Linked DNA regions of Homo sapiens: region 2 is linked to region 1. A link is a loop called in an ENCODE intact Hi-C map of the cell type or tissue named here. Cell type or tissue: B cell. All regions are shown on one strand. Each heading gives the region's core, and the rest is flanking DNA. Links, peaks and the distances in the headings are about the cores only.

What was found. A loop is a pair of places that touch in the nucleus more often than their neighbours do. Peaks named below come from ENCODE experiments on the same cell type or tissue, not always from the same donor. Only the 100,000 strongest peaks of a DNase experiment are listed, where the experiment ranks them.
Region 2: it touches region 1 in a loop (4-fold over the local background); 8 of 110 quality-filtered maps call a loop at or near these places.

The regions. Positions count from the first base shown.
Region 1 is chr10:95,834,011-95,850,150 of GRCh38, forward strand. ENTPD1 (ectonucleoside triphosphate diphosphohydrolase 1) reads left to right here. Exons shown (of 10, transcript NM_001776.6): 3 at 5,681-5,798; 4 at 8,334-8,484; 5 at 10,466-10,625; 6 at 11,347-11,586; 7 at 13,436-13,696. It overlaps ENTPD1-AS1 (ENTPD1 antisense RNA 1), which reads right to left. Exons shown (of 6, transcript NR_038444.1): 4 at 13,382-13,475. Among named protein-coding and RNA genes, the nearest start is that of CC2D2B, 66 kb to the right of the region's middle. RefSeq lists enhancers at 402-491, 7,899-8,038. In B cell, for the core only: CTCF peaks have their summits at 8,086 (motif pointing left) and 8,288; DNase peaks (open chromatin) are centred at 4,001, 4,631 and 7,971; H3K4me3 peaks cover 1,117 bases; H3K27ac peaks cover 5,316 bases.
Region 2 is chr10:95,777,369-95,793,508 of GRCh38, forward strand. All of the region lies in intron 1 of ENTPD1 (ectonucleoside triphosphate diphosphohydrolase 1), which reads left to right. ENTPD1-AS1 (ENTPD1 antisense RNA 1) reads right to left here. Exons shown (of 6, transcript NR_038444.1): 5 at 7,658-7,877. Among named protein-coding and RNA genes, the nearest start is that of ENTPD1, 29 kb to the left of the region's middle. RefSeq lists a silencer at 8,092-8,171 and an enhancer at 14,313-14,612. In B cell, for the core only: no CTCF peak of the experiment used is centred there; DNase peaks (open chromatin) are centred at 5,133, 6,553, 7,103, 8,171 and 2 weaker places; H3K4me3 peaks cover 1,665 bases; H3K27ac peaks cover 6,522 bases.

The sequences.
Region 1 (16,140 bases), core at 3,980-11,979:
AAACAGTCAAACCACAGCATCTGTCTTATGAGCTTTTTGGGGATGGTGTAGGACAACTCCAGTGGTACTACTTTATATTAGACAATGAATATTAACCTCTTTTAGGGCTGGAAGGAATTTAGGAACCATCCAGTTCCAACCCCCTCATTTATCCATTTGATTCAATAATGATCTGTTGAATTCTTTCTCTGTGCCTAATGTATAGTAGGATATACCATCGTGGATGCTGTATATACTGTGGTAAACAAAGTAGACCTGCCCTCATGTAGCTTACAATCTAATAATAAAGATAGATATTAATCAAATAGCTGCATAAATATGTAATTACACCATGTGGCCAGTACCGTCTTTAGAGGGAAAATACAGGCATTCTGATCAGGAGGGTAGGATCTAAACTCAGGAGGTCAGAGAAGGCTGAGATGTCAAGTGAAGGGCTTTCTCGGTAAAGGCCCTGGAGCAGAAACCATGAGACCTATGGGCAACTGCAAGCAGGCCAGTTCCACCAGAGGTGTTTTCTGAATGAGAAGAGGGTGAAATATTCTACTTCTGTGGAGCCAGGAAGCAGGCTGTCTGATGCTCTAGTTTCTCTTTCTTTCTGCTTCTAAATAGACTTACCCAGAAGCCTGGTACTATGACATTTGTGTAGGTAGAATTGTTTCCATCCTAAGGAGATATCTGCCCCATATCTATACGGCCTCCAGTCTCAGTGAGCTTAGGGTCTGTTGCGCCTACATTTCCAGGTCTTCACCAAGGCCCCTGCATTGGTGTTTCCATGAACCAAGCAAGGTCACTTCTACTGTTCCTCTTTCTGGACCAGCACTTCTATCCATGCAACCTAGCTCATGAAGATCGGTTATGATCTTCATGTGATCACTGCACTCCAGCCTGGGTGACAGAGCGAGACTCCGTCTCAAAAAAAAAAAAATTTAAAAATTTAATTTATTTTTAGACTCATGGGGCACATGTGCATATTTGTTTCATGGGTATATTGCATGATGCTGAGGTTTGGGCTTCTAATGATCCTGTCACCCAAGTAGTGAACATAGAACCTGACAGGTAGTTTTTCAACCTTTGACCTCCTCCCCACCTCCCCTCTTTTGGAATCCCTAGTGTTTATTGTTCCCGTCTTTGTGTTCATGTGTACCCAACGTTTAGCTTCCACTTATAAGAATATGCAGTATTTGGTTTTCTGTTCCTGTGTTAATTCGCTTAGGGTAGTGGCCTCCAGCTGCATTCATGTTGCTGCAAAGGACATGATTTCATTCTTTTTTATGGCTGCATAGTATTCCATGGTGCATATGTACCACATTTTCTTTATACAATTCATCATTGATGGACACCTGGGTTGATTCTATGTCTTTGCTATTATGAATAGTGCTGTGATAAATATACAAGTGCAGGTGTCTTTTTGGTGGAATAATTTGTTTTCCTTTGGGTATATACCTAGTAATGGGATTGCTGGGTCAAATGGCAATTCTATTTTTAGTTCTTTGAGAAATCTCTAACCTTCTTTTCACAGGGCTGAATAAATTTGCATTCCCACCAACAGTGTGTAAGCATTCTCTTGTATGCACAATCTTGCCAGCATCTGTTATTTTCTGACTTCTTAATAGCCATTCTGACTGGTATAAGATGGTATCTCATTGTGGTTTTAACATTCATCTCTCTGATGACCAGTGATGATGAGCATTTTTTCAAAAGTGTATTGGCCACTTGTATGTCTTCTCTTGAGAAGTGTCTATTTATGTCTTTGACCCACTTTTTGTGTGTTTACTCTGTCACTGGTTTTTTTTGCTGTGCAGAAGCTCTTTAGTTTAATTAGGTCCCAATTGTCACTTTTTGTTTTAACTGCATTTGCTTTTGAGGACTTAGTCATAAATTCTTTCCTGAGGCCAATGTCTGGAAGGGTATTTCCTAGGTTTCTTTTATGACTTTTATAGTTTGAGGGTCTTACAGTTATGTGTTTATTCTACCTTGAGTTAATTTTTGTATATTGTGAGAGGTAGGGGTGTAGTTTCATACTTCTACATATGGTTAGCCAGTTTTCCAACCACCATTTATTAAATAGGAAGTCCTTTTCCCATTGTTTATTTTTGTCAGCTTTGTCAAAGATCAGTTGGCTGTAAGTGTATGGCTTTATTTCAGGGTCTCTATTCTGTTCCATTGATCTATGTATCTATTTCTGTACCAGTACCATGCTGTTTTAGTTATCATAGCTTTGTGGTTTAAAGTTAGGTTATGTGATGCCTCTGGCTTTATCCTTTTTGCTTAGGATTGCCTTGGCTATTTGGGCTCTTTTTTGGTCTGTATGAATTTTAGAGTAGATTTTTTTCTAATTCTTTGATTTCTTTGGGCAATACGACGCATTCAAAAAAGACTTGGAAGGAAATAAATAAAAATAAAAGTGATATCTAATTAGTAGAATCTTAAACATCTTTTTTTACTTCATTTTATAAGTGATATTTAAGAAACTTTTAGTACTCTTAAAATAGAAAATAATATTGAAATGATCCCGAGGGAGTGTCAGATCTCTTCCTTACCACCTAAATCTTACTGCTTTCTTTAAAGGATATACTCATAGGGACTTTTGGAAATATTTAAATATAAGCTACAGAGAAATGTTGGGTTTCTCCACTGCCAGACTTTGAGGCATTCACTAGCTAATGGACTTTTGAGCCCAGGAGGCAGAGAGAACATGAACATTCTCCAGACTTCTGGGAAGCTTTATTTACTGAAGCCCCTGTAGGCCTCGTACTCTCTGGAACATGCATTGGAAAATGCTGGTGTGGTGGAAAGAGAACAAAACGTTGTGGCTACCTGGGCTCTGATGGATGTTGTAACAAAGAAAGGCAAGCTCCCCAAATGCTCAAATTGAACTTTCAGTCAAGCTTTATCTGTCTCTCAAGCAGCAAACAATGCCAGTTTTTTATTCTGCAAGCCATTTTAGAAGACAAAATGTTTGGCACAGTTGCACAGGTTAGCATGCTAGTGTACTGTGTACACAAGATGAAATGTCTTCAATTTGTGTTAAAATATGCTTTACCCCCTTCTCAAACACTTGTCAAATGAAACGTAGTAAAAGTTTTTGTTTCTCAACTACCTCACTGTGTAAGTAAGGCCTTAGAGAAAACAAGCTGACAGAAGCAAGCCTGGTTCTTTGGCTCTATGGGAAGAATGACTTTCGTATCAACAATGTTAGAATAAAATCTGATCCCAGATAAATGCTGCTTGCTGCTTCTACCTCACCAGTTTCTGTCGTATGCTGCTGTGGTTGGAACATTTTCTGGCAGGAAGAAATCAGGGGCTCTGTTAGGAAACAACAGAATTTTCTGCCATGTGTAATTCCTGAGCCTCTTTCTCCACTCTGGGAGGTTTCTCAAGGGTCCAGTGGCCCCAGACCTTAGTCAGTGTTCCTCTCTGCCCACAATGGCCACCACCTAAGCCATTTCTTGGATTCCTTTCACTGCAAGCCTAGCTGCAGAGGAGTCTGTCCAGCTTGCTTCCTTGCTGTGCCCAAAGCCAGCATACAGGCCCTTTTCTTTCTAAAGGCATAATGCTAATTACTGGAGGGAATCCCCACTGTGTGTAACTAGGAAGAGAACACTGTGGAGGTTATGGCAGGTCAAGGGTCCTTGCAAGGTCTGCACGGTGGTACTCCCTGGTCTAGTGAAATGGAGTAGAGTTTGACACTCAATAGGCTCTACTTTTAGCTTTTCCTAGTGGTCCAGGGAGGTCTCTTAAATCCTATTTCTTGTCTTCTTTTCTCCCTGGAGTCTCTTAGATTCATAGCAGATGATATATATACCCATTGCCACCTACATTTTCAGGTCTTCACTGGGGCCCCTACATTGGTGTCTCCATGAACCAAACAAGGTCATTTCTACTGTTCCTCTTTCCAGACCACTGCTTCTGTTCATGCAACCTAGCTTATATATGTAGGGAGATTCACACACACACACACACACACACACACCACACACCCACACACACCCACACACACAGCTAAATTAAGCATTTTTAAAGTGGCAGACCATACTTTGAGGTCTGCAGCTTAAATAAGCAGCCACGTGACAAGCGTCTCCTTCTTCTCTTCCTTTCGCTTCCCCATTTACTTCCCTCTATGTTTCTTCTCTAAGGAAGATTTAAAAGCACATGTGCCATCATGCTCTTCTCCCAAGTTCATATCAGATGTCATTAATCAATCATGGAATTTTTTAATCCTGAGTAAGCCCAGAGATATAACCAAAGATGACTATCAGTTGATCAAAATGGGCATTGAGCAGTTTACTCCTGGATAGATACCCCCAAAGAAATGAGAGCTTATTTCAACAAAATGAAATGCATATGAATGTTTCTGGCAGCTATATTTCCAGTAGCCCCAAACTGGAAATAACCCGAATGTCCATCAACAGTTGAATGGATAAAAATATAGTATATCCATATAATGAAATACTTTGCAGTGATGGAAAAAGATGAACTACTGATACACACAGTTTGAGTTCATCTTACATAGTGTAAAGTGAAAGAAGTTAGACATAAAGGAGGCATACTATGTGAGTTCATACATTGCAGTTCAAAAACAGGCAGAACTCATACATGGTGGTAGAAGTTAAGACAGTGGTAACTGACTGAGAGGGGCACTGGGAAGCCTTATGAGGGCTAGAATGTGTTCTGTATCTTGATCTGGGTGGTGGTTATATGGATGTGCACATATGCAAAAATTTATTGAGGTGTATGCCTAGTATTTGCACACTTTACTGTAGCTACCCCTCATTTAATGTCCTTAAAAGGGGGCACCAATTTGAAAATTATTGCCCAGCCCTTGCTTCTATGTTTCTGTGTATAGTTTCTGTTTCTAGTTCTTTCTCCTGCTGTCATCTGTCCTTCTTCTCCTCTGCTGACTTTCTTTCCTCCTTTTTTTCTTCTTTTCATCTCCCCCTACTCGTAAAGCTAAAAACATGAAGTTTAAGTACATATATTGTAAAATATATTAAATACAATTTTACAGTTATATTCATAATTTAAAAGTGAGTGTATTTAGTGTTTTTACACCTCTCCTTAAAACAAACTCTGCATTTATTGAACTAAAATTAGATGAACATATTTATTACGTCTTACTGGCATTCAATGGAGTAACTCAGTGGTTCCCAAACTTATCTGCACATTAGAATCATGTGGGACCTTATAAAAATTCCAAAGCCCAGGACACAATACCACATCAATTAGATCACAATACCTGGGTCTAGGACACAAGCATCAGTAGCCATTGAAGCTTTCCAGGTGATTCCCGTATGATTCCAATGTGTAGACAAGTTTGGGGACTATAGATTAATGGCTTTCTATTCCTTCCATAGTGTCTCAGCTACTTCAGCATGTGGTTCTGAATCTTGGCTGCACATTAGAATCACCTAAGAAGCTTCTAAACAATACTGCTTCTTGGGCCCTGTTCTGCATAAGGTCTGAATATTTCTAACATGCAAACAGCATGAAGAGCCCCGTTCTAGCAGGGTTGTTGTCCTGGTAGATCTTGTGATCGGAGTGACTCCAGTGCCATCCCCTCAATGTTCCTCTCAAATACTTTCTCCTCATGTTTTTGAAAATTCCAGTCCTTTCTTTTGCAAGCCTAATATGGAGATGAGTGATGTGATACTGATAAGTTTTTGGTCTGTGTTGCTTTCAGTATGGGATTGTGCTGGATGCGGGTTCTTCTCACACAAGTTTATACATCTATAAGTGGCCAGCAGAAAAGGAGAATGACACAGGCGTGGTGCATCAAGTAGAAGAATGCAGGGTTAAAGGTAAGATGAAGACCAAGGGAAGGGGAGGCCAACAGTGGGGCATGAGAACATGAGAGGTGTATGACCAGTAGAACACAAGAGAAAAAGGAGTCCCACGCATAGGAAGCCAAGTGAAGAAAACAGTGCAGCTGCTGTTGTTATGTTATCGTTACAGAAAACATATTGAAATCAGTCGTTAATGATCAAAACCTAAGAATAAACACACATAAATATAATTAATAGTAGCTCCCATCAACAGAACACTTCTGCATGCTATGTACTTAGTACTGAACATGTGTTACTTCAGTATACCCTCATAATCTCCCTTTGAGGTATGCATTATTATACTAATTTTTTAAAAATGAGGGCACTGAGGTTGAGAGAGGTTATACCACTTGTTTGTTACTCAAGCTAGTAAGTGATGGAGCTGCGGTTCAAACCAAGTTCTGCCCGACTTCAAGTCTGCATCTTAGCCAGTGCTTCTCAAACTTGCATGAGCTTGTTAAAAACACAGATGATGGGTCCCATCCCCTAGAGTTTCTGAGTCAGCAGATCTGGAATGAAGCCTGATAATCTGTATTTCTAAGAAGTTCCTAGGTGATGCTAATCTGTCTGGTTCAGAGATTTATTGCTCTCTTAATCTTTGTACCCTGATCTACAGCTTGGAAGACATTTTTCAAAGCTTTCAGCTTCTGTGTAGGCAGGAAAGACCAAATTATAGGCTCTTAGGGCTGGGAAAAGGAACTTACAGATCGTTTAAATTTTGTTTCACAGAGAAGGAAACAAAAACCTGGAGGATTAGTGCCTTGAAAGTAGCAACAGAATAGAGACAAGAATCTAGGTCTCCTAATTACACTCTAGGTTTCCTGCTACTCTGAGCTGCTGCATTATATATCAATAATTTTTTTCTTTTAAGGTCATAATATGTTAGAGTGGTTGACATTCAGCTTTCAATCCCTTTACCCAGTACCCTACCATGCACCATTATACCACAGTCTCTCTGACTTTTATCTCTCTTAGCCTTTTGAGCTGGGAACCCACTGTTTATTTTTAGTCAGACTGATAGCCTAGATCCTAGAAGATAATTGATTTTCAGTTTGACAGCCTGTGGAATCCACTAATTTTCACAGGTCGTCAAGAAAGTAGTAGAGAGGAGATATTTCCAAGAGAGCAAGTCATTCTACCCAGTAGCCCCATCAATACTGACACTTTGGCCCCATCTGAGACAGTACTTCTGGCCTTTCTTAAAGCCCAAATCCCTCATTTTATTGGCTTTTATTTGACACACTGCCTTCCATTTTTAAAAGTTATTTTAATGGCCAAGCACGGTGGCTCATGCCTGTAATCCCAGCACTTTGGGAGGCTGAGGTGGGCGGATCACAAGGTCAGGAGATGGAGACCATCCTGGCTAACACGGTGAAACCCTGTATCTACTAAAAATACAAAAAAATTAGCTAGGCATGGTGGTGCGTGCCTGTAGTCCCAGCTACTAGGGTGGCTGAGGCAGGAGAATCACTTGAACCCGGGAGGCGGAGGTTGCAGTTAGCCGAGATCGCGCCACTACACTCCAGCCTGGGCGACAGAGCAAGACTCCGTCTCAAAAAAAAAAATCTAGCAGATGTCCTTCTTCTGAGACTTATCCCATGAGCGTTTGGCCTAACAATGAAGGATTCTTCCCTCTCAAAAGAGAGAGTTCTCTAGTTAATCAAATATTTAACACCAAATTTTCTGAATCAAAACAATTAGCTGGTAACTTAGAGCTGATTTTCTCATGGTTATTAGGCTGTTTGAAAACCTGTGAATGATCTGGATAACTTATTTGAATAATTATCCTTAAAGCAATTACTCTGCTATGAAGCACTGATAGTGTAGATATTTATCTTAATGTGAGATGAAAGTGTTGTTATAACTTCAAAAAGCTTAAGGAATCTTGGCTCTAATCCTCCATAGCAACAGTCGGTTTTGCTCTAAAACTGGAAAAACAGTTTTGCTAGGGAGGCAGGATATCGGAGTGGAAAAGTCACTGAAGAGACATAGATTCTGTTCCTCTTTCTTGTAACAGGAAGCAACTCCACCTCAGAAACTTTAAGGTGCTGGCCAGGATCAGATAACTAGTTAGTGGCAGCTTCCATCTTTTTAGTAAAAGCCAATTTGTCTGACGCTTAATTTTTATTCCAAGTGTTATCTTTAGGTCTTTTAGGAACTAGTGTCATTAATTACAGTGTTCTGGAGGAAATATCAAAAAGCAGCTAACAGAGTAGCTATCTATAATATCCCCATTAAAGTCTGAGAATGTTATGCAATTGAATATGAAATTGCGCCATCCAGTGGCAGAATTATTGAACACTGAACAGACCCAACTTAAAGTCTGGAAATTAAATCCTCTCAAGGCTAGGTCCAGTGAATTACCCTCTAAGTACAATAACCTAATGTATAGTACATCAGGAAATTGTTTTCTTGTATTTTTTTCAAAACACCATATTTTGATCTACTATTGTCAAGGTATGTTTTATAATTTTTTTTTAAAAGATTGTTATCTTCTACATTTTTTCCTAGGTCCTGGAATCTCAAAATTTGTTCAGAAAGTAAATGAAATAGGCATTTACCTGACTGATTGCATGGAAAGAGCTAGGGAAGTGATTCCAAGGTCCCAGCACCAAGAGACACCCGTTTACCTGGGAGCCACGGCAGGCATGCGGTTGCTCAGGTATAGCAGCATGTAGGGACCAAGAGTATCTGGGAGTTAGGCTTGGCAGTGAAAGAGCCTCTGAAGTTATGGGAAAGGGCCACACTCCCTAATACCCCAAGTTCTACACACCCAAGTCCATACTTAAGAAAGGATATTTTAGTAAGTGAATAAAATGTTCAAACTCTTAGTATATATAGGGGTAGGATTTTATGTATGTTAAAAAAAAAAGCCCCCTTGTGCATCTCCCTATGGGGGATTCAAAGGGGAAGGGGCACAGGGAGAGAAAGACTGGGCCCGTATACTCTGGGGTTTGGGGCTACAGATTTAACTATTCAATATCTGGGAGGAAGAGGATAAGAGGAGACTCATAGACATCCCAGGTCATAAATATTCACAACTAGCACATCTTTATATCACTTGATACCTGTGTGAATTATTTGTTCACTTGTTCATTCATTCAGCATATAGTGCCTGCTCTATCCAGAATATGAAAACTCAACCCTCAAGGAAATCAGTTTCAATGCAGGGTGATCAGTGTTTTAATAGAGGAGTGCTCAGAGCTGCTATGGGAGCACATTTGGCCCTGCCCAGGGTGAGAGGAGGTCAGGAAGACTTAGAGGAAGGGATGCCTGAACTGAATCATGAAAAATGAGTTGGAGGATCGGGGAACAGCTTTATCAGCAGAACAGACAGCATGCATTCAGTAACTGATGTTTATTCAGCACCTATTATATGTCAGGCACTGTTCTAAGTACTGAGGATACAACAGTGAACAGGACAAAGTCTCTGACTTCATGGAGCTTGTGTTCTACCGGATGTGCAAAGGTAGGGAAGTGTGAGAGGCATATTCAGAGGACTGTAAGTAGTTCTGCATAGATAGAAGATAGGTAAGTAGTGTAAAATAATAATGATAATAATAGTAGCAGCTCGTATTTATTGAGCCCGTCCTATGTTCTTAGCACTACGCTAAGCACTTAATTGCACTGTCATAACAACTCTATGAAATTAACAATTATTAACAAGATAAGGAAGCTGTGGCTTACAAATGTTAAGTAACTCACCCAAGGTCACACACCTGGGAAGTGGTGGAGCCAGGATTCTGAGTGGGATTCTGAAAAGGAAGGGTCCAGGTCACAAAGTGCCCTATGGGGCCATGCTAGGAAGTTTGGAGTTTATCTTAGAGATAGTAGGAAGCCATTAAAGGATGCTACACAACTGGTGACACTGGTAGAGAAGATGGATTGGAGGGGAGAAAAGCTGGGGATAAAAGGAAGGCAGTTAGTAGGTGTGGACGCCATTTAGATGAGAGATGACAGGGGCCTAATGCCAGCTGGAAGGTAGCATCCTCTCGCTCAGAGACTCCCAGTGTTGGGTAGCCTAGATCTTGGAAGCAATTGCATCCCATCTTCATTAAGACAACCCTGGAAGATTCCTTCTTTAGGTCTCAAGGTCTCAAACAGACCCAAGAACTGAGCTGTAATATGAGGAAGATTTTTCCCAGTCTGGCAGCAGAGGAGATTGGATATCTATTCCAGGTCATTTGCCACCTGGTTTCTACTAGAACCCTAATTAAAAACCTGGAGCAGAGTCTGGCCATGTAACCAGCTAGGAGCCACCCACAGTGGTTAATATAGCACACATCAGCTTCAGGTATGGTCATCAAACCATACCCAGCTATCACCACCACAGTAATTTTAAGAGCCTTTGATAACTTTTTGAGCCAGGGAACTTCAGAACAAAAGTGGTATTTTAAGGAAAACCAACCTATGAAAGGATTGGAAGGATGTGGATTTGGAGAGAGATGAACAAAATATTAATTCTGCCTCATCCAAAAAAGGGGTTTCTTGGACAGCTATGTGCGAAGATCCCCATCTCTTCATTTATTCCAGGGCATTATGGTTCACTTCTTAGTAGCACTGTGTGGATGCTGTAGCTGAAATGGGTAATGTAATATAATTATTAAAACAAAAATGATAACCTCAGCTCTTCCTTTGTACAGGATGGAAAGTGAAGAGTTGGCAGACAGGGTTCTGGATGTGGTGGAGAGGAGCCTCAGCAACTACCCCTTTGACTTCCAGGGTGCCAGGATCATTACTGGCCAAGAGGAAGGTGCCTATGGCTGGATTACTATCAACTATCTGCTGGGCAAATTCAGTCAGGTGAATATCTCACAGCATCCATGGAGGTGGCTCTCTGGAGGCCAATGCCATTGCTATCTCAGGCAGTACTTGGGTCGCTAGCCAGAATGAATGAATGAATGATAGATGGATGGATGGATGGATGACTGGATGAATGAATTTACTCTCACATTTGTAAGGGTCACCAGAGGTATAATTCTCTTACAAGACCTTCTACTATTGGGAGAATAAGGACATGTCTTTACCTTAGGGAGGCATAAAGGAAATTAAAAATTTATCATTAAAAATTAGAATAGCTAACATTTGCCTTCTGCTATGTGTCTCCCGCTGTGCTCAGCACTTTTCATGTTTTCTCTGATTTTATCCTTAGAACAACACTATGAGGTACTACATCATCCCCATTTTAGAGCCCCATATCGATGCCTAGAGAGGGTAATTAGTCTGCCCATGGCTGTACAGCTAACAAGCGACTGAGTGAGAATTTGAACTTGAATGTGTCTGGCCTCAGACCTCTTGTTTTTAAACACCAGTTACACTGCTTCTATGTCCGGCAGTCTGAGCTATGTCTTTGAAGCCCCTCTTTTCTTGCTGATAATCTGTTGTAGATCAGGAGCCTCTAGTGAGCTTTGCCTCACCTTTATGCCCCTGTTTCTTTGCCTTAGGAAATCCCTGACTCCAATAGATACTATGAAAAGCAGGGTGTCCAGAGACTTCTAGCACTGGTAACTGTACTGTCTTTCAGAAAACAAGGTGGTTCAGCATAGTCCCATATGAAACCAATAATCAGGAAACCTTTGGAGCTTTGGACCTTGGGGGAGCCTCTACACAAGTCACTTTTGTACCCCAAAACCAGACTATCGAGTCCCCAGATAATGCTCTGCAATTTCGCCTCTATGGCAAGGACTACAATGTCTACACACATAGCTTCTTGTGCTATGGGAAGGATCAGGCACTCTGGCAGAAACTGGCCAAGGACATTCAGGCAAGTATAACTCAATCCAGACCTGCCCCCTTCACATCTGCACCTCCAGCCCCCACATCCTGTTGTTTTCTGTTTCAAATTCAGTAGTTTGTCTGAACTTGGTTATTGTACTTTCCAAACCTTTTTAGGCAGGATATTGAACTACATCTGGTTGACCCCTATAAATTGTTTCAGTCAGACATCCCCTCCCATGTTTGTTTACTGCGTTATCTCCACAGACACAACTGAGATCTTCTCTCAGGAAATAATTTCTCCCCCTCGTGGGGTTGATAATGAAAATTATGTGGTAGAATATTGTTTGTTGGAGGGGGAATTGCAATTTATAAGCTCTTTTAGACCACTTTTTAAAGCTCCCTTTCCTACAAACTACAAAAAAACAGAGTTGTTAGAAATGACCTGGAGAGGAGAAGGAAAAAAAAAAAAACACTTCAGGAGAAACACAAAATGTATCAATTGACACTTCAAATCTTGTCATCTTGTCCCCAGATGCCTTCTGCATTTTGAAGACAAGAAAAGTTAAACACACTTTGGGAGGCTGAGGTGGGTGGATCACTTGAGGTCAGGAGTTGGAGACCAGCCTGGCCAACATGGTGAAACCCCATCTCTACTAAAAATACAAAAAAAGAAAAAAAATTAGCTGGGCATGGTGGCACATACCTGTAATCCCAGCTACTTGGGAGGCTGAGAAAGGAGAATCACTTGAACTGGGAGGTGGAGGTTGCAGTGAGCCGAGATTGTGCCACTACACTCCAGCCTGGGCCACAGAGCGAGACTCCATCTCAAAAAGAAAAAAAAGAAAAGAAAAAGAAAAAGAAAACAAAAGTTAAACATACTCAACATCATGTGAGTACCAGGCACACCCTGACAAGCAAACACAAAGCCAGGATGTCATATCCAGCTGTTCCCTGTCTCCACTGAAAGGATAACAAGTTCTCTGCTCTCCTCCAAAGCATTCTCTCTGGTTTTCAAAACCACTACCAATAAGATGGTCCTGGGAGTAGGGGGCGCTGAGAGACATCCACTGAGCCTCAAAGCTCCACTAACCTTCTTATCCACAGCAGCCTCCTTTCTTCCCTAGTAGGTTGTGGGTTAGAAATTACTTTTTTTTGGGCCAGGCGTGGTGGCTCACACCTGTAATCCCAGCACTTTGGGAGGCCGAGGCGGGTGGATCACTTGAGGTCCGGAGTTCGAGACCAGCCTGACCAACATGGCGACACCCCGTCTCTACTAAAAATACAAAAAATTAGCCGGGTGTGGTGGCACACACCTGTAATTCCAGCTACTAAGGAGTCTGAGGCAGGAGAATCGCTTGAACCTGGGAGGCTGAGGTTGCAGTGAGCTGAGATTGCGCCATTTTACTCCAGCCTGGGCGACAGAGCAAGACTCCATCTCAAAAAAAAAAATTATTTTTCTTGGATAGGAGAATGCTTGAAGAAGAAAAAAAATTTTTTTAATAATTTTTAAATTATGTAGGCTCCTGGAGAACTACTCCCAGGCCCAAATTTTTGACAACCTTGAGAGTTTCCTTGTGAATTTGCTCCTGACCTAGATGATTAGGACTAAGCACTCAGGGACATTTCAAACTAATGGCATTTCTGGGCCCAGTTTTAACTACATCAGCATTCTTTGACTAGCCAAATACATTTATATCTGATACCACTTCTGGTGCCTGTTACACAAATCCATTTTTCATATTTATTCCTAAGGGTAAAAAGGCAGGGCAGGACATATTGATTCCAATACCAAGTGGTGGGATGTTGTACAGTGCCTACATATTGATTAAGTCAGACTGTACCTTTTGTATCCAAAGCGTTCACACATGATGCTTTCAAGTGATTTTTCCATTCAGGTTGCAAGTAATGAAATTCTCAGGGACCCATGCTTTCATCCTGGATATAAGAAGGTAGTGAACGTAAGTGACCTTTACAAGACCCCCTGCACCAAGAGATTTGAGATGACTCTTCCATTCCAGCAGTTTGAAATCCAGGGTATTGGAAACTATCAACAATGCCATCAAAGCATCCTGGAGCTCTTCAACACCAGTTACTGCCCTTACTCCCAGTGTGCCTTCAATGGGATTTTCTTGCCACCACTCCAGGGGGATTTTGGGGTAAGTTTGTGAAATGATGAGGTATAGGATGTCTTGTTTACAAGTTATAGAATATGTGCCTACAAAAGATTTAAATAATAGGATGCATTTTTCTCTTACATAATGTCTTGAGGTAGATGATTAGGGGTTGGTTCTTCAGCTCAACTATGTCAGAACTTGGGATCAGTTTTTTCCACTATCGTTGTGATCTTTTTGTGCTAAGGTATGTTACTGCTCCAAGCACCATATCACTAGGTCACTGCCTCCTTTTTGGCTCTAGGCAGCACCTTAAGCCCAGGTTCATCTCCTTTCTAGTCAACAATAAGAGTACTGCCTTTCCGGAATGGGGGAGGTCCCAAAGAGGTTAGCCCCAGCAGTGTGGGAAAACTGACTAGGGGGTTGTGCCCAGGGGACCTTGTGGGACAGACCTCCTACAGCCATAGAACAGCCACTCTGATTTGGCATCTCCTTTGGCCAAGTGACAGAGCAGACTTCCCAGGGCTGGGGATGCTAAATCTGCCTCTTCCTTGTCTCTGCCTGTCCCCAGGGATATCTCCCTTCAGGATGTCACGATGCTTACTGTGGGTTAAGACAAAGACAGGTTTCCTGCTAGGGAACCCAGGATGATGGGGAAGCTGATTGTCCACCTTGATCTCACTTTTTCCAGTGTACAAATTGTGAGTTTGGGGGAAATTTTCCACAAGCTTGGTGTCAGGCAGAATCGGGGGAGAGGTGACATGGATGTGGAAGTTTGATTATCTTCCCGTCTGCTTGGAGTTTTTTCACTTCTTTGTGGCCCCAGGAACTGTCTCATCTTCATATTTGATTTCTGGGATATTGCTGGTGATAATCTCAGTGCTGTACATTTGTTTCTGGTTGTCTGTGGTTGGGGGGCATGAAGCCAGCTTGCTTCCATGCCGCCATTTTGGAATCAGACATCCAAGCATCATATTTTCTTTCACATGCAAAGCCAAAGCAGGAAAGATGTTTAAGGTTTTCCTTGCACACATCTCTTGCACACACATTTTGCAGAAGTGCCAACTGACATCTTTTCAGATCCTGCTGGCCAGAACTTGGTGAAATATATACTCTAAACCAATCTGTGATAAAGAGAAATGGATTAATATAGTTAGTTTAGACTAATTATTGTTTATCACCTGAGGAGTCGTTTTTGAGGATATTGCTTTCCTCTACTTGGGTAAAATCAGGACTTCATAAGCGAGGAAGAAGGGGGCTAGCTATGGGGTATGTGCCTGTTAGAGTTTGCCATAGGTGGCTTCTCAAATGTTAGAAGGAGGAGGAGCAGCAGTTAGATGACACAGCTGAGGGTTTTCCTCTATAAAGACATTTAGGAAGTAGAAACTCAGGAAATCCCAAAGAAACATTGAAGATAACATCATTGTCATTATGTTTTGAAGAGTTGGGGGATTATTTGAATCCTAGCTCCAAATTCCTTATTTTCTTAATAACTCCAGAATAAGATAAAATATTTGAGCAGAGGCAGAAGAGATGGCTCTTAATTGACTCAGTCTTCAAATTTCTTATTTTGGTCCCAGAGGCTGAGCATTATTATAATCATAGTTTAGTAGCATATTGAAAAATTAGCTACCATCTGTCAAATGCCAATTATTGACTATGCACTATATGTATATTATCTCATTTATTCATTCAAGATATTCAAAGAAACAAGGCTTTTGCCTGCCTTCATGCTTTCTCCCTTTTCAGAAAACAGATCAGCATGTAAGAAGGGAGGTTCAGCTCCTCCCCTCCAGGACCCCAGCAAGAGAGTTTCTCCTAAGGTCACCTGGCTTGGCCCAAGACAAAGCTCTAGAAGAGAACATAGGCACTGTCGTAATCAGATCTGATTCTACTTCTGGCTTCTTATGAACTGTATGAGCTCTTCATTTTCTTGGTCTCTGAGAAAACAATAGGTAATGCCATAGATCCAGACTTACCTTAACCATGGTCCAAACCACAGTCTACCCTCCCCTCAAGGTTCCTGAGGGAAATACATGACAAGACAATGACTGGCAGAGTAATATTTGGTTATTAGTTGGCTGCAAACCCAAATTCAGAAGAAACTGAACCTCACTTGAATGCCCTGTGGCTGAGCTGGCACTGGCTCTTCACCTTGGACTTTTTTTTGGGCCAGGGCCCTTGCCTTAGATTGAACTCCTTGAAGAGGAAGGAGGGTGCCACCTTGGCCAAGGGCCTTTTTCATTCCAGTCACTGCGAGGATGTAAATCTAAAGTCAATGAACATACCCTTGTGTCTTGAGTTTGTAACTTCTCAGAAAGTTTCACTTCCTGGGAAACATGGCCAATTCCTGCCTTCAAGCTTGAGCAAACCTTTCCTCCTTAGGGGACTGAAATTTCTTGCCTTTGAATGTGATTCATCCAACCAAAGCAGGGAGAGATAGGGGCTGGAAAAGGGTGGAGGAGTCTTGAACTCCCCCTGGAGGCTTT
Region 2 (16,140 bases), core at 2,605-10,604, 58 kb before region 1:
TTTCCTTCTAACAGTCAGGTCCCTTAACTGCAGGTCTGTTGGAGTTTGCTGGAGGTCCACTCCAGACCCTGTTTTTCTGGGTATCACCAGCAGAGGCTGCAGAACAGCAAATATTGCAGAACAGCAAATATTGCTGCCTGATCCTTCCTCTGGAAGCTTCGTCCTAGAGGGGTGCCCGCCTGTATGAAGAGTCAGCTGGCCCCTACTGGGAGGTGTCTCCCAGTTAGGCTACATGGGGGTCAGAGACCCACTTGAGTAGGCAGTCTGTCTGTTCTCTGAGCTCAAACACCATGCTGGGAGAACCACTGCTCTCTTCAGAGCTGTTAGACAGGGACGTTTACATCTGCAGAAGTTGTCTGCTGCCTTTTGTTCAGCTATGCCCTGCCCCCAGAGGTGGAGACTACAGAGGCAGTAGGCCTTGCTGAGCTGCGGTGGGCTCTGCCCAGTTCGATCTTCCAGGACACTTTGTTTACCTACTCAAACCTCGGCAATGGCGGATGCCCCTCCGCCTGCCTCGCAGGTTGATCTCAGACTGCTGCACTAGAAGTGAGCAAGGCTTTGTGGGCATGGGATCCGCTGAACCATGTGTGGGATATAATCTCCTGGTGTGCCATTTGCTGAAACTGTTGGAAAAGCACAGTATTAGGGCAGGAGTGTCCTGTTTTTCCAGGTACCATCTGTCATGGCTTCCCTTGGCTAGGAAAGGGAAATCCCCTGATCCCTTGCGCTTTCCAGGTGAGGTGATGTCCCGCCCTGCTTCAGCTCGTCCTCCATGGGCTGCACCCACTGTCCAACCAGTCCCAATGAGATGAACCAGGTACCTCAGTTGGAAATGCAAAAATCACCTGTCTTCTTTGTCAGTCATGCTGGGAGCTGCAGACTGGAGCTGTTCCCATTCAGCCATCTTGGAACCAAGATGTTTCTAATGACAGACAGGGAAAAGAAAACTGACAAGACCCAGGCAGTTGACTTGACTCTTGTTAGAGCTCAACAGGTGGTTTGTAGTTGAGGAAGTGTCAATGGCTAAAAGATATGAGAAAATATCCAACTTCACTGGTAGGCAAACAAAGTAAACTAAAACAGTGAGGTACTATTTTTCACATACCTAAAAGATTTTTTTCTTAATATCCAGTGTTGTTGAAAATGTGGGGAAACTAATATTCCCTAACTGTTGGCTAGAATGCAATGGATAAAATTTGACATTTTGCTCTACTTTTTAGGATATGTCCTCAACCTTATCTTTTAACCTTTTTGTTAAAATTTCTTATTTTGGTTATTACTGTTTAAATTTCTAAAATCTTGTTTTTATTTTCTGATAGTTTATTTAAATAAAATTGTACACTTTTTTGGTATCATGGATGCAATATTTTCTCCTCTCTCTGATGATAGTAATTAATGTTTTCTTCTTTGTTTCCTCTGTTTTTTTAACTGTGTTTTTAACTTTTCATTTATGTCTTTCATGTTGAAGACCTTTTCACATATTATCTTACTTAATCTTCACTCAGTTCTATCAGGTTAATATTATTATCCTTGTTTTATAGTTAATGAGTCTTAGAGAGTGTATCATTGTTTTATTTCTCTTACCATGGGCAGCTGAAAAAATTGTTGGTCATAGACCAAAAGTACTGGTCACAGACCAGCCAAATCCACAGTCCAGCTTCTTAATCTAGCTGGATTCTCTGTTGAATCCTTAAAATCTCTCCTCACCACCTCCCTAACCCCAACACTTGTCTCATTATATTAGACAACTTTGTTAGAATTTTTTCCAAGTTGAATTAAAGTCTTTCTCCTTCCCTTTACCTTTCCACTGTCATTAGAACTAGTTCTGCCCTGTAGACCATAGAGATCCTCTCCCATTTCTACATCTCCTTCCATAGGAGATAGTCCCTCAAATATTTGAAATGATACTGTCATGATTCCTCCACATCTGCCATTCCCCAGCCTGAAGAGGCCTGGTTCTGCCTACTTTATTCTGCACCTTTGTGAAATTCTGCTTGGCTAACATTTTTGGAACGCTTTGGACCATGTTCTCTCAAAGTCTCACTTTAAGGGTGTGTCTATAACTTAACATAGGGTCCAGATATGCTCTGAAAGACTTAACCTCAAATGGGATACTGTCATTTTATTAATGTATGCTGGAGTTGGCTTAGTTTCAATTTGAGGAATTTCATGTGCTGCAACTTCTTTTCCTAGAAAGTAATACTTTTGATGTTTCTCACAAATTATAATTTCTAGGACTCTGAGCTGCCTACTTCTACTTACTCCTTTTTAGTTAGGGTTGTGTGTGTGTGTTGTCCTTACTGGTTACTGCTTTTACCTCCTAGGGTCTTTTTTTCAAGGCCATTTTCACTTAACCTTAGCTATTAAGCCCAAGTGGAGGTGCTAAGGTGATTTGAAAAATGGAAATATCTTAATTTAAATTGCACAAACAAACACTATCGTGCATATTTGAGAAGTAAAATACAATGTAAATGGGGGCTTTTCAGGCACCATGTTAAGCACTTGGTATATATTATTTCATTTGGCTTTTATAACAGCATTATGAGGTGAGAACTGCTGTTATTCTCAATTTAGATGTGAGGAGGTGTGGCTAGTTCGATACAACTAGGAGGGCCAGAGGTGTATTGCAGACCTAAACATACCAGACTCAAGACTAATACTGCTGTTACCCACAGAAATGAAGCTCACATATTGTATTTTATGCCAATTATAGCTGATGTTGTTGGAAGGAATTATATAATCTGCTGAGGTGTATTGCATACTTCTCATCTTTAACAGAACATACCAAACATAAAAACTTTTATTTGATAGGTTGAGGTGATGATATTGAACATCTGTCCTCCCATGTTCATTGTAGCACTATTCACAATAGCTAAGATTTGGAAGCAACCTAAGTGTCCGTCAAACATTAATTTTTGTGGCCCTTTAAGTAAGAATAAATATGTGGCCCTATAAATATGAATCTTATGTATATTTGTATAGACAGTGCCAAGCATATTGTAGGCAACTATGATTCAAATCACTGCACACATGCGTATTGAATGAGTACATGAATGAATCAATGAAGTTATAAAACAGCAATGACCTCAAGGTCTATTAAAGTTTTTAGAACTATTTGCCACTACACTAAATCTTTTATAAACTGTTTTGCTTTATGAGTCTATGTGTCTGCTTTTTGTAATTTTTTTCCCTTCTCCCTGTCATTGTAAATAGAATATCTATGGACATGAAATGTGCCTGAAGTTCTTTGCAAATGGAAGACTAAAAGGAAGTTGCCCCAGGCAATTCAGATCATTGTGTCCAAGAGAGGAACAAACTCATGTTTGATCCAGGTCATGACTGTATTCAAGGGCTTTGATCCTAGGTGTGGGGTCCAGCTGTAGGGGCATCAGGGAAGTACATTCTTGGTCTGTGTCCAAGTCCTTGGTCAGGGAAGTCTGTCTTAGCACCATGGAGACAGGGGAAACTGAATTCAGACCTTATGTGACAGGAGTGGACTAAAACCAGTGCATGCATATGATCCAGCAATTCCATGGCTAGGTATACACCCAAAAGAAAGAAAATCTGTATATAGAAGAGATATCTGCCCTCCCATGTTCGTTGCAGCATTATTCACAATAGCTAAGATTTGGAAGCAACCTAAGTGTCCATCGACAGATGAATGGATAAAATGTGGTACATATACACAATGGACTGCTATTCAGCCATAAACATAATAAAATCCTGTTATTTGCAATAACATGGATAGAACTGGAAGTCATTATGTTAAGTGAAATAAGTCAGGCACAGAAAGACAAACTTCACTTGTTCTCACTGATTTGTGGGAGCTAAAAATTAAAATAATTGAACTGAGAGAGAGTAGAAGGATGGTTACTAGAGGCTGGGAAGGGTAGTGGGGGCTGGGTAGAATGGAAAAAGGGATGGGTAGTGAGTACAAAAAATAGTTAGAAAGAATGAATAAGACCTAGTATTTGATAGCGCAACAGGGTGCTATCAAACCTATTGCCTTGGTTTGCAATAGGGTGACTATAGACAATAATAATTTAATTGAACATTTAAAAATAACTAAAAGAGTATAATTGGATTGTAACACAAAAGATAAATGCTTGAGGTGATGGATACCTCATTTATCCTGATGTGATTATTACGCATTGCATGCCTGTAACAAAATATCTCAAGTACCCCATAAATATAGATACCTACTGTGTACCCATAAAAATTAAAAATAAAAAAATAAAAATAAAATCAGCATAGGGAGCCAGTCTCCTACTAATTTGGTCAACAGTTTATGTCAGGTTGTAGTCTTAAGGGTGGAAACGAAAAGAGGGCCAGGACCTTGGTAGCCAGACCAAAGTTCACGACTGTGTTATATACTCTGAAATGGATTTAGCCAAGGAGGTTTGCCCAGATTCTCCCATAGGTGATGTTAAATTCCTTCCAGGACACTTGACCCCAGGCATGGGATTGATGGTGGGTTTTCAGGTGCTCTCCCACTAAAGCAAAAATGTCCATAATATATTCCAGGAATTAGGTGAGACAGAGCCTCAGGAAACAAGCCTGTTATGCCTTCACCAAGGCAGGGCAGAGCTGGATAAGGGTGAACAGAAAGGGACAAATTATTGATGAGAGTTCTGTGAGTAGAAACTCCTTTCTCTTCTTTAGAATTTCTGCCTCCAGTTTGTTAATGCCACTTCCAAAATACACTGCTCTGAGCTGAAGATAATACTGCATGCAGATAGAGTGCCATGAAGGCATTGGTTTGCAGTGATCTATAAAGGACTAATGTGCCAGGCTCTGTGTTAAGTGCTTGACTTTCACCACCTTGTTTACCCCTACAACAACAATTTTTAAATTGCCCTATTAAGATATAGAGCATTCTATCATTCTAAAATGTTTCCTGTGATTCAGTATATATTTATTTACTTTTTGGTTGATTTATTGAGTGAAGAACTGAAAATCACTTTATGGGTAGTATATTTCCTTTTTTGTATCACATCTGAAGTGAGACATTGTCAAACTGGGTAGGTATGTCCAGAATGAGGAAGGATGCAGAGACTATGTCATATAAGGAACATGTGTCAAAGGAGGTAGTAAAAATGAATATGACTGGGGCTAGTAGTTCCAAGAAAAAATTGGAAACATGCTCCTGGCTAATCAGAAGGTTTAGCTAAAATATTTTCAGAGCCTATCACGTGAACCTGGTAAAAACAACCCAGTATTGGGCAAAAGAGTTAGGGCAATTTGAGGAAGTCCTGGCGCCTAGGCTAGGTGGTGATGAACAGGGAAGATGTGAAGGAAAAAGGAAGAGAGAATTTTCCCCCTTGCCTTATTGATTTCATCCTGCATTAGTTCATCTCAGCTCTTCCTGTTGTTCCCCCAACCCCAACAGTTTTTCTATTCTTTTATCTATTTTTGAATTGATTCTCTAAAAGTTCTAAGGCTGCGTTTTCAGCTCCTGGTCATCTGGATAACTACTGGTTTCAGGATTCTTGGGGATAATGGGATGGAGGCATGGGAGGAGAATGTCTGGGTTAAAAAGATACTGAGCTAGAAGTAGAAGGCTTGGTTGAATTTTACACTCAGCAACATACAGGTTGGGCAAGTTGCTTTGCTCTTTAGCTTCAGCTTTTGCACACCTATAAAATGGAAGCGGTGTGTGTGTGTGTTTGTGTGTGTGTGTGTAGTGTATGTATCCGTTGTCTCCTAGGGAGTTTCTTTGAGGATCAAAAAAGAGAGTGGACAAAAATGAATTTTGTAAACTGTTTTTGAGAGCATCTAAATGTAGTTTTATGAGTAGCATTGTTACCATTGTCGCTGTTCTATTTGCTGAATCTTGTTTAATTTGGAAGCTCCCTAATTCACAGTGATTTGTATAGTGGGGTCATCACTCTGTAGGAGCTCTAAATGGAGACTTTGTCCATGATTTCCAAAAGGTCATCCACCCCAGAGTCACATGAGACTGGAAAGCAAATCTTTTTCATTAATTGGCTTCAAGTACTTTCAGCTTCAAATGGAGGTCTCTAAGGGTCCTTGGCTGGCACATCAAGGGGGCATTTCAAAGAAAGTGGCAAAATCTTGACTAAACTTCAGAGCAAACACGCACTCTTTTCTTTGCTACTCTCTTTCTAAAAAGAAAAACAAATTATACTGGTCTGGGTTGTGTGAGCATGTGTGTATCAGCTTGTTCTAATTCTCTTTTCCCAACCCCTTCTTTGCTTGTCCCATTTTCAAGATAGGATAACACCCAGGTTTTTATATTACCTTCTGTGTTAGGACTTTCTTAGGATTCCTAAAAATTTTGGCTAAGTAGCATTAGGCCTGCTCTATTTCACAGGTAGGCATAAAAAAAAAAAAAACAGTGTCCACTTCTTCAAGACAGTATCCAATTCTTCCTGGCATTTTGATGGTAGGAAAAATATTTGAATTTATTTTTAGGGCAAGTCACGTGGCAAAAAGAATAACAAGTATTTATGGTTGCCTGGGGAACTCAGCTTCTAGTTACTACTGATTATGGGAAAGAGGAACAAATTTTAAGATGAGGCAAAATTGGTGACCAAGAACTAGAATAGCAGGTGGCCTGGGAAGAGGTGGGGGTGAAAGCGGGTAGAAAATCTATGCAAAAATATAGGTTCCTAGTCATTTTTTTTCTTTTGTCTCTTTCGATTACTATATCCTGCCTTCCTGCAGGAGGAATGTAGTAAGATGCTTTGTATAATCAGGTGCTTTGCTTGTTCTTTTTTTTTTTTTTTTGATTGTAGAAAAGATCAGTGTAGCAATTTGACCATTTGCCAAATTACCCATAAGATAGGGTAGGCATTAAAAACCCAGGGACACTGAAGTCAGGAAATCCAGCTTCTTGTATCCTGGATCTTTCTTGGAACAGCCTGTCACATATGACATCTAATGATGTAGCACCAGCTGCTCACAAATACAAGTTCCTTAGAGTATATAGACATTATGGGGCCACTAAAAATGTCTTATATGGCTTGCTGCCAGCATTTTCAGCACTGTCTCTCACCAGCAGCCACTCTCTAACTGTTTGCCCTAGCCAAGCTCAGAGACATGGGGACTCCTATGAGCTCCATTGTCTTGTGTAGAGAATGGGGCTAACTGTAGAGTGTGAAGGCCTGGGGAGAAAAACTCAGGCTGTGTTTCCTAGTCACCCCAAGACCTTGTGGACCCAGGAAGTAGCAGTTCCAGAGACCAATTGCTATATGGCTTTCTGCATGCCCACTGCCTTTGTCTTGCTGTTGTCGCAGGAAACATCTGGTGTACATCCAGTGCACCCAGAGCCTTTTGGAAAACACCTATCGGCCTCAGTACTCTTTTCCCTCAGGCTGGCAGACAATGAGGAAGGAGGAGAGAGAGCTACCCATTGGAGGAGGAAGTAAAGCTGGAGGCTGGGGTAGTGGCAAGATATGAGCATTCAGGTCTACAAAGCTTCAAGTCTCTCATTACTTCACTCCATCAGGCCAGGACAATCATGGGGGTTTGGCAGGAGTGGCGTTGCAGGGAGTTTAGGCCTAAGGGAGTGTATGTGTGAGGCACAAAGTAATAAGGACTGGACTTTGTTACCTGAGGTGATGAGGGTGACAGGCCCACATGGATAAATTAGGAAACAGGCAACAGGTTCTATAGCTGCATATCAGAGACTCACAGAGTGGAAATCACTTTGATGAGGGCAGAGCAGCAGCCCAAATGACCGGATACCCACTGTGGAAGTCATCCCCTCATCACTTTTTCATTCCCAAGACTCAGCTCTTCTCTGACTCTGTTACTTTGTTGGCAACTCCCGTTGCAGTGTCTGGGCAATTTCTCTCAGTTGTTACAACTTGCATTCAAGGGCATCTCTTGTTCCAGGCCAACTCTATTGATCTCTGAAAAAATGGGAGGTAGAACAGTGTTCAAGCATTCAGATAAACCTACCTTCCAATCATAGTTCTGCTTCTTACTAGCTGTCCCACCTTAGGCAGGTAAGTTAACTTATCTGAATGTCAGTTTTCCCGCTTGTAAAATGCAGTTGGTATTAGTACTTAATTTAAAGCTTTGTTATGAGGATTAAATGAGATAATGCAAGTCCAGCCTATAGTTGACTTTGGCTTAAGCAGCAGTTGTTGGAACAATCTGTTGTGGCCAAGATCATAAGGTCTCAGGACACAAGGTTGGCCACAAAACCAACCCAGCAACTTATGAAGCAGAAACCATCTGTGGTAACTTTTCTCAGAAGGTGGCTATGTAAACTGGCCTCATTTGGCTGAAGGAAGTTGGGAGGTGGATAGGTGGGGGAAATAAAAGAAAAGAGAAGAGTTAAATGAGTGTCAATGTCTCCTAATAATTAAGAGCTTAGAATCCCTGGAGTCAGACAGGCTTGTCCTCAAATTCCAGCTCTGTGCTTACCATTTGTGTGACCACGAATATGTTATCAAACTTTTGGACCCCAGTTTTCTCAAGTGCAAAATAGGCTAATGATATCTATGGTGTTGTGATAATTTGATGAACAATGAGTATAAAGTGCTTAGCACAGTGCCTGCTACCCAGTAAGAACATAACAAATGGGGAAGAGGATGATTGTGAGGATGGCAAGCGTTTTTCTTGGCCTAGCATCCAGTGGTGCTGCTCTTGTTATCTAAGGAGGCAGGAAGGAGACAAGAGTGGGCACTTGGTAAAACTGGATGCAGGTGAAAGAGAGGTGTTTATCTGAGGGCCTCATATCTGAGCCTCACTTCTACCTCCTGACCCCTTATGTCCTCCCACCCTGCTACCCAGTGCTTGGGTGCTGCTTAAAGCACTTTGTTCCAAACTCCCTAGGGATGGTTTGCCCCTCCCCTTCCCATAATGACTCAAAACTTCTGTTCATTCTGTTCAGCTTTGCCACAGCCAGGTTTTGGTGAGAAGGACCACACAGCTTCCTTTGACTTTAAGGCCACCAGAGGTATTTCTTTTTAACTCCACCAAATTGGAAATTAGTGGAGCAATAAGCAATGGAGGATGGAGGGTACTTTGAGCACAGAGACTTCCATATTGCCCTGAAAAGGAGCCTGAAAGACAAGGTTGAAGGAGACGCAGGTTCAGTAGGGGAGGGAGAAGGAATGCATATCCCTAGCTTCCGTATTGCACTACCGTCCTTTGCCTGAGAAAGCGAACCCTGGTGTTAGAATCTGAGACTAATGTTGTTCCCCAAGGAGGAAGGCAGCTCAGGACTGGTTCCCACCAAGCCAAGTGCAGTCCTAGATTCTGGCTCCCTGTGCCCACTGTCAGCAGAGAAAGCACCAAATCTAGTGAGAAAAAGTTTCAGCATATCTTAAAATGACAGAAACCACCTTATCCAACCTAGACTTTTCTGCCATGGGAAAAAGATGAAACCTGGAAATCTGGGAAACTTAAAATTTTCAACACCATTTATAAATATAAAAAGCCTCTGGTTACTTGAGTGTTGCACATTTAGATATTTGATTTTGTATGTTGATTACAAATGGAGTTGTGGCCTTGCAAACCATCACAATCATCATTATAATCATTGAATTTATGGTTCATATGGCAGTTTCTTATACATTATTCAATTTACTTTAATCCTCTTAACTCTGTCAAGTAGGTATTACCATTAATCCTCATTTTACAGCTGAGGAAACAAGGTAGAAAAGGTGACTTACTCAAGATCCCAGAGCTAGTAACCTCGAGGTTTTGTTTTGCTCTTTGGTTTTGTTTTCAATTTAGGTAATGAGCTACCAACATTAGAATGATGCATAGAAAGGTGCTGGGCCATGGTCTTTGCATCTTCCAATAAAGCATAATAAGATATATTAATTTCCAGGAAAAGAGTTGAGGGAGAAAAAAGGGGGAATATGATTTATTGATACAACTTTTAGGGAAATTTGATCAGCGTAGTATTCCAAGCTTTATTTTGATCATTTTCAAACCAAAGTTTAATCTGTTAAAATAGACATGCTTCTTTTACTCTGTGTAAACATGAAGCTCCACATATTACAAGAGGGCTTGGAAGGATGGGCCTACTAATTGGTACAGAGCAACAAAGTCTATTTTTTATTTAAAGATATAGGTGTTTTAGGAAGGAGAGGGGATGTTAAAGATAGTATTTGGCTGTATGAAAATATAGAAGTATGAGACTGGCAGCTCTGTAGAGGGCTTTGGGTGAGAGAATACAAAGGAGAGAAAATGAGAAAGACATTGTTGTATGAATATAAGATAAACCACCCCAGTTAAGTGCAGGCTCTGGATGAAGTATTTCTATTACAAATGACAGAGCTGGGACAGAAGCAATGTAGACTGTTGATGCAGTATCTCGAGGGGAGTTTGCACACTGGATATGTAAATTATTATTGTTTAAAGATATTCTTCCATCTTGGGGAAGTTGCTTAACCTATATTATTTGCATTTTTCTTATTTGCAAAATGGGACTAAAACAGTACAGTTCTTACCATATGTAATCTTTGAGAGTATTAACAAAAAAAAGTATGTGAAGTGCCTACTACAGTGCTTGTCATAAAGAAGGCTGCAGTGGATATGGCAACACTTTCCTCCATCAACCCCCACCCCCAAATTCCTTTCAGTTATGAAAATTCTGAAACACTGTAACTTTACCTATATATTTATTGGATATCTACTTTTCGAAAAGTAGAACATGTGAAGAATTCTTGATTTTTCCTTGGAGATACCTTTGCAAGTTAGAGGAAGATATTAGTGCCTGTCTTCCTTGGTTTAATTTTAATTCAAAAGAAAGATATGATTGAGAAGGTAGGAGAAATGACTGACTAGTTCATCTAGGCATTAATAGTCCTAAAAGAGGGAACTGTAAGGCAACCAGACACATGGCCTCAATTTTTTAAGAAGGCAGATTTAAAAATAAATACATGCATAAATAAAATTTTAAAACAAAACCAGAAAAAATGGTAGACGAATTCTCATGATCAAATTTACTAAAAAGAATATGGCTTTAAAAGATGAGTCTAGGCCAGGCATAGTGGCTCACGCCTGTAATCCCAGCACTTTGGGAGGCTGAGTTGGGGAATCATTTGAGGTCAGGAGTTCGAGACCAGCCTGGCCAACATGGTGAAACCCCATCTCTACTAAAAATACAAACATTAGCTGGGCGTGGTGGTGGGTGCCTGTAATCCCAGATACGTTGGAGGCTGAGGCAGGAGAATCACTTGAACATGGGAGGTGGAGGTTGCAGTGAGCTGAGATTGCACCACTGCACTGCAGCCTGGGCGACAAAGTGAGACTCTGTCCAAAAAAAAAGAAAAAAAAGAAAAAAGCGAGTCTAAAAAAGAAATAACTAAATGAGAAACCTGATTATACAATAATAAATAATCATAATGGATGAGAAAAGCGAAAAGCAGTTAAAACACTTATTTGATCTGAGGAACTTTACGAGGAGGCGAGAAAGTATGGGTGAGTTTAATTTTCTTATATATTATTTTCTCTATTTTCTAAAAATCTCTATGGTAACTATGGCTTTTATAAAATAAACAGTTTTCCCCCGAGGATTTGTACAATAGAGAAATGGATGCAAGTAATTGAGAAGAATGGTTAGAAGCTAGGAGAATTCTTTTAAAAGTAGCATCACTTGGACTAAATATCTGTTGGCGATGAGGCATGGAGGAAAAAATGCTAAAGATAACAAAAGTTATTTTGGTTACAGTTCAGTGGAAGAACATGAACAGGAAGAGGAATGCATAGTGATCATGGATGATGCAAAGGAATTGGAACCTCTGAACTTCTATTTTGCTTCCATCTAGAAAAATGGAGTTCAATCAGTACAAAGTAAAACATACACAATTAAGAAGTAATTGAAATGGATGAGAATTTATTGAGAGCCCTTGACTTTTCTAAATGAGTTTAAAGAATTTTAGAGAGATATGCTCTTTAAATTATTGGAATTGGTAATCTAAATAGTAAAAGATGAAAGAGAATGGATCCAGGAAACTCAGTATGAGTTGATACGTGGCAAAGTCTTAAATATGGAAGATTTGTTAACACCTAAAAAAGAAAGCTCCAGTCACTTGAAACTGGCATGCATTTATTGAATCAACTTATATCAAATTACTCTTATTTGTAAAATATTTAGAAGGGCTCTAGGGTTAAAAAATTTTGGCAGTCTCTCAAATTCATAGAAACAGTGTACATTTGACCCTTGCACAACACAGGTTTGAATTATATGGGTCCACTTTGCAACAATTGGAAAAACTCAAAGATGAACCATATAGCCTAGAAATACTGAAAAAAATTAGGTAAAAGGTATGTCATGAATGCATAAAATATATGTAGATATTAATCTATCATTACTACCATGAAATATACACAAATCTATTATAAAAAGTTAACATTTATCAAAGCTTACACAATTACAGACCATGCATGACACCACTTACAGTTGATAGAAATTTAAACAAATATAAAGATGCAGTATTAAGTCATAACTGCATAAAATTAACTGCATTACATACTATACTACTGTAATAATTTTGTAGCCACCTCCTCTTGCTATTACAGTGAGCTCAGGTGTTGCATGTATCTGCCTAGAATGCCATAAATTGCATATTGCAGTAAAAAGTGATCTCTAATGGTTCTCAAGTATTTTGAGTATTTTTCATTGTGTTTAGTACAACACTGTAAACTTTGAATAACAACATGGGACCCATTCAAAGTACCACGAGTGATATTGGAAGTGCTCTCAAGAAGCAGAGAAAAGTCATGACTCATGACATTACAAGAAAAAGTTGAATTGCTTCATATGAACTGTAGGTTGATGTCTGCAGCGGTGGTTGCCCACCACTTCAGATAGATGATTCATCTCATAGATGGGGATCTTGCAAACTTACCATATCGATAAATACAGTACAGGGTTATAAATGTATTTTCACTTCTTTTTGATTTTCTTAATAACATTTTCTTTTATGTAGCTTACTTTATTGTAAGAATACACCATATAATACATGTAAAATAGAAAATATGTGTAAATTGACTATGTGTGTTATTGGTCAACAGACTATTAGTTAAGTTTTTGGGGAGTCAAAAGTTACATGCAGATTTTCAACTCCGTGGAGGTCAGTACCCCCAACTTCCATGTTGTTCAAGGGCTAACTGAAGTTTATTTCATCAAGAGTTTAAAATGTTTTTTAGTTGTAGAAAATTTCAAACAAATACAAGATGAAGAGAGTAATATAATAAACCACTGTATACTTATTACCCATCATTACAAACTATCAATATTCTGAGTTTTTTTTGTTTCATCTATCACTTTCCTCCCAACCATACCTTTTTGCTGTTTTTGGAATATTTTAAGCAAATCTCAAATATTATATCATTTTACTTGTAAGTACTTCAGTATGAAAAAAATGTATAGCAGAGTCTTTCATGATATGCCCAAAGATGAGTTGGAGAAATAGAGATTGGATAAGAATGAACTAAAAGGATTGGTACTAACATAAACCATGGCCAAATCATGTTGATAAATAGTTTGAAATCTACCTTGAAGAAAGGTGGTAGGGAAATATACTACAAGATTCTGTCCTTGTTGTTGTCTTATGTGGCACGATTTATCAATGATATGGCCAAAAATTTAGAAAGCATGCTTAGCAGATTTGCTAACAATACGTAGCTTTTAGTGAGACTGCAATGTATTACATAAAAGGATCAAGTATCATCAGGCTGGAAAAATGAGCTGAAACCATAGGTTGACATTTAATTGATACACACAAGGTGAGATTCCTGACTTGGAGGTAGTTCATGGGAAGATCTGTAGGTTTTACTAGACCCGTAGCCCTCAGTATGAGTATCTAAAATGATGAGTCATATTTAAACAGTGTTAATGTTTAGTTTCCAGGTGAAGGGCTATAATAACTTCACTGTATCTGCTATATTCAGTTCAGAGCAATGTATTTTGAGAAGGACATTACAAACTGAAGGGCATCTAGTGGAGGGTAATTAGGGTGACATAAAATCTGAAAATCGTGATATGTAAAGAATGGTAAATGGAACTGGAGCTATTTAGCCTGGAGAATAGGGGACTTGAGGATGGGGTTTATATACTGGCAACCCATGAGGACTTGAAAAACAAATTTTTAATGAAGTAAACAAATTCTAATTTGCTTTGTAGCTTCGAGCTGGGATCAGAGAGTGGAAGTTAGAATGAAACAGAACTTAGGTCAAGATAGATTGCTAACAGTTAGACATGTCTGGCAATGGCTTAGACTACCTGGATATGCACTTCTGTCCCATCAGTGGAGAATTTTACTGCAGAGGGTAAATACCCATCTTTTAAACAGGATTACCACTTGGAAGGAGTTGGACTAAGTTAGAGGTTCACAAGGGAGAACTTTGGCTGTACATTAGAATCACCCGGCTGGGGGTAGAGGTGTTAAAAGTGAACAGTGCCTGGGCCCCATGCTAGAAATTCTGATGTAATTGTCCCAGGTGAGACTACAGAAAGTCCCCAGGGAACTCTGGAGTGTGTGAACTCTAAGGATCCTTTCAACTTTGAGATTTTTTTTTGGTTTGAAAAAGAGAAATCATGTTCATGGGGGGTATTTTAGAAGTCAGCATGGTGGAAAACCTGAAGATGACAGTGAAGTCAGGCACAAAACTGAACTCAGGGGAGTAAAGAGAATTGCTTAAGAGAGACTAAAAGTGCCAGAGTTTACCAGGAGACAGAGAAGCTTAGAGGAGAGGGTGCCTTGCATAGTTAAAAAAAAACATCAAAAGAAGTGAGAGTGGGAATGGTATTAGGAGAAGAGAGCGTGGCTGAAGAAGATGGGAGTGTCCATCAGACAACCCACCCTGCTTTGCCTGGGACTGAGAGGTTTCTTGGGATACAGCACTTTCAGTGTTAAAACCAGGACAATCCCAGGCAAACTGGGATGGTTGGTCACCCGAGTGCCCCATAAGACCCTGTCAAAAGACAAAATTACAACAAATTTAGTTTAAAGATCTCAATAGGCTTTATTGCAATTTTAGAATTAGGCAACACTTCATTCCATAAAACAGAGTAAGTGTTCCAATGAGTTGACCAGAGGCAGCAGGCTTTCTAGACAGAGAAAGGGCTGAAGAAAGCAGAAACAAAGAACAAAAAGTAGATTGGACATTTCAAAGTTACTTTCATTGTGGGCATAGGGAGATAGAAAGATGGAAAGATAACTGATTGGTTAACATCGGGTTACTCTGTTGTAAGAATTAAAACAGAGGGAACTGCATGATTGCCAGTTGAAGACTGAAACTGGCCTGTTGGGAAATTAGGCTGTTGCCTCTCTCTCCTGATTTCATGGAAGACCAGATAACAAACTCAAGGTTTGGAGAAGCAGAACCTTAGATAAGGGACTCTATTTTGGTTTTTAGGCTGGTCTGTTGGGGCCTAGTGCAGGGGTTTAGTCCAAAACAGTGGCCTCCTATAATTTTTGTTGAACACCCATAAATGAAGGCAGCACGGGAAAGCATTTGTTATCCTAGTCACTCTTCCTGCAGAGTAAAGATGTGCTCTGCATTCATCTGAATTCATGGCTTTGGTGTGCGTAACTGCAAAAGCTGAAATGTCATGTTCACTCTGGCCACGTATTCCACTCATAGTACCATACTTGTGTGTCCAGCATCTTGCCAGGGTGCTGGTCTTGGGCTTACTATGCTTTCTTTGGGGTGCCTTGGGATTCCTTACGTCATTGCTTCCTCCCAACACCAGCTGAAACCTCCTGAAGTGATTTTGAAGCTTGTTTCTTTGAATAGCTTCTTAGCAATTTCCTCACTGCTATTTCAGTTCCCCTCCCACCATTGTGTGAAACAGTGCCAAAGAATTTCATTAAACTGGCTGACTTCAAGGATGGTGAACTAGGACTGCTTCTAAAAAGCAGGCTGATAGTAACTGAGGGAATTGCCTAATAAGGAATAGACGGGAGGCATGCTGCCCCTACATAATCTCTTCCTTATAAAGAGAGAAGTATGGATGGGATATGTTGAGTTGTTTATAAAAAATAATGAAGGGAAAATCCCCCTAAAATTATGGGGAAAAGGCCCCTGGTTGGGCTTTAAGTATAGAGAATAACTTGGGTAGTCTTCACCCACTGTATCCCTAAAAGGCCTCACAATTGCTCTTCAGTCTCTTTCTCCCCTTCTCATCCGCCATTAATTAGGAGG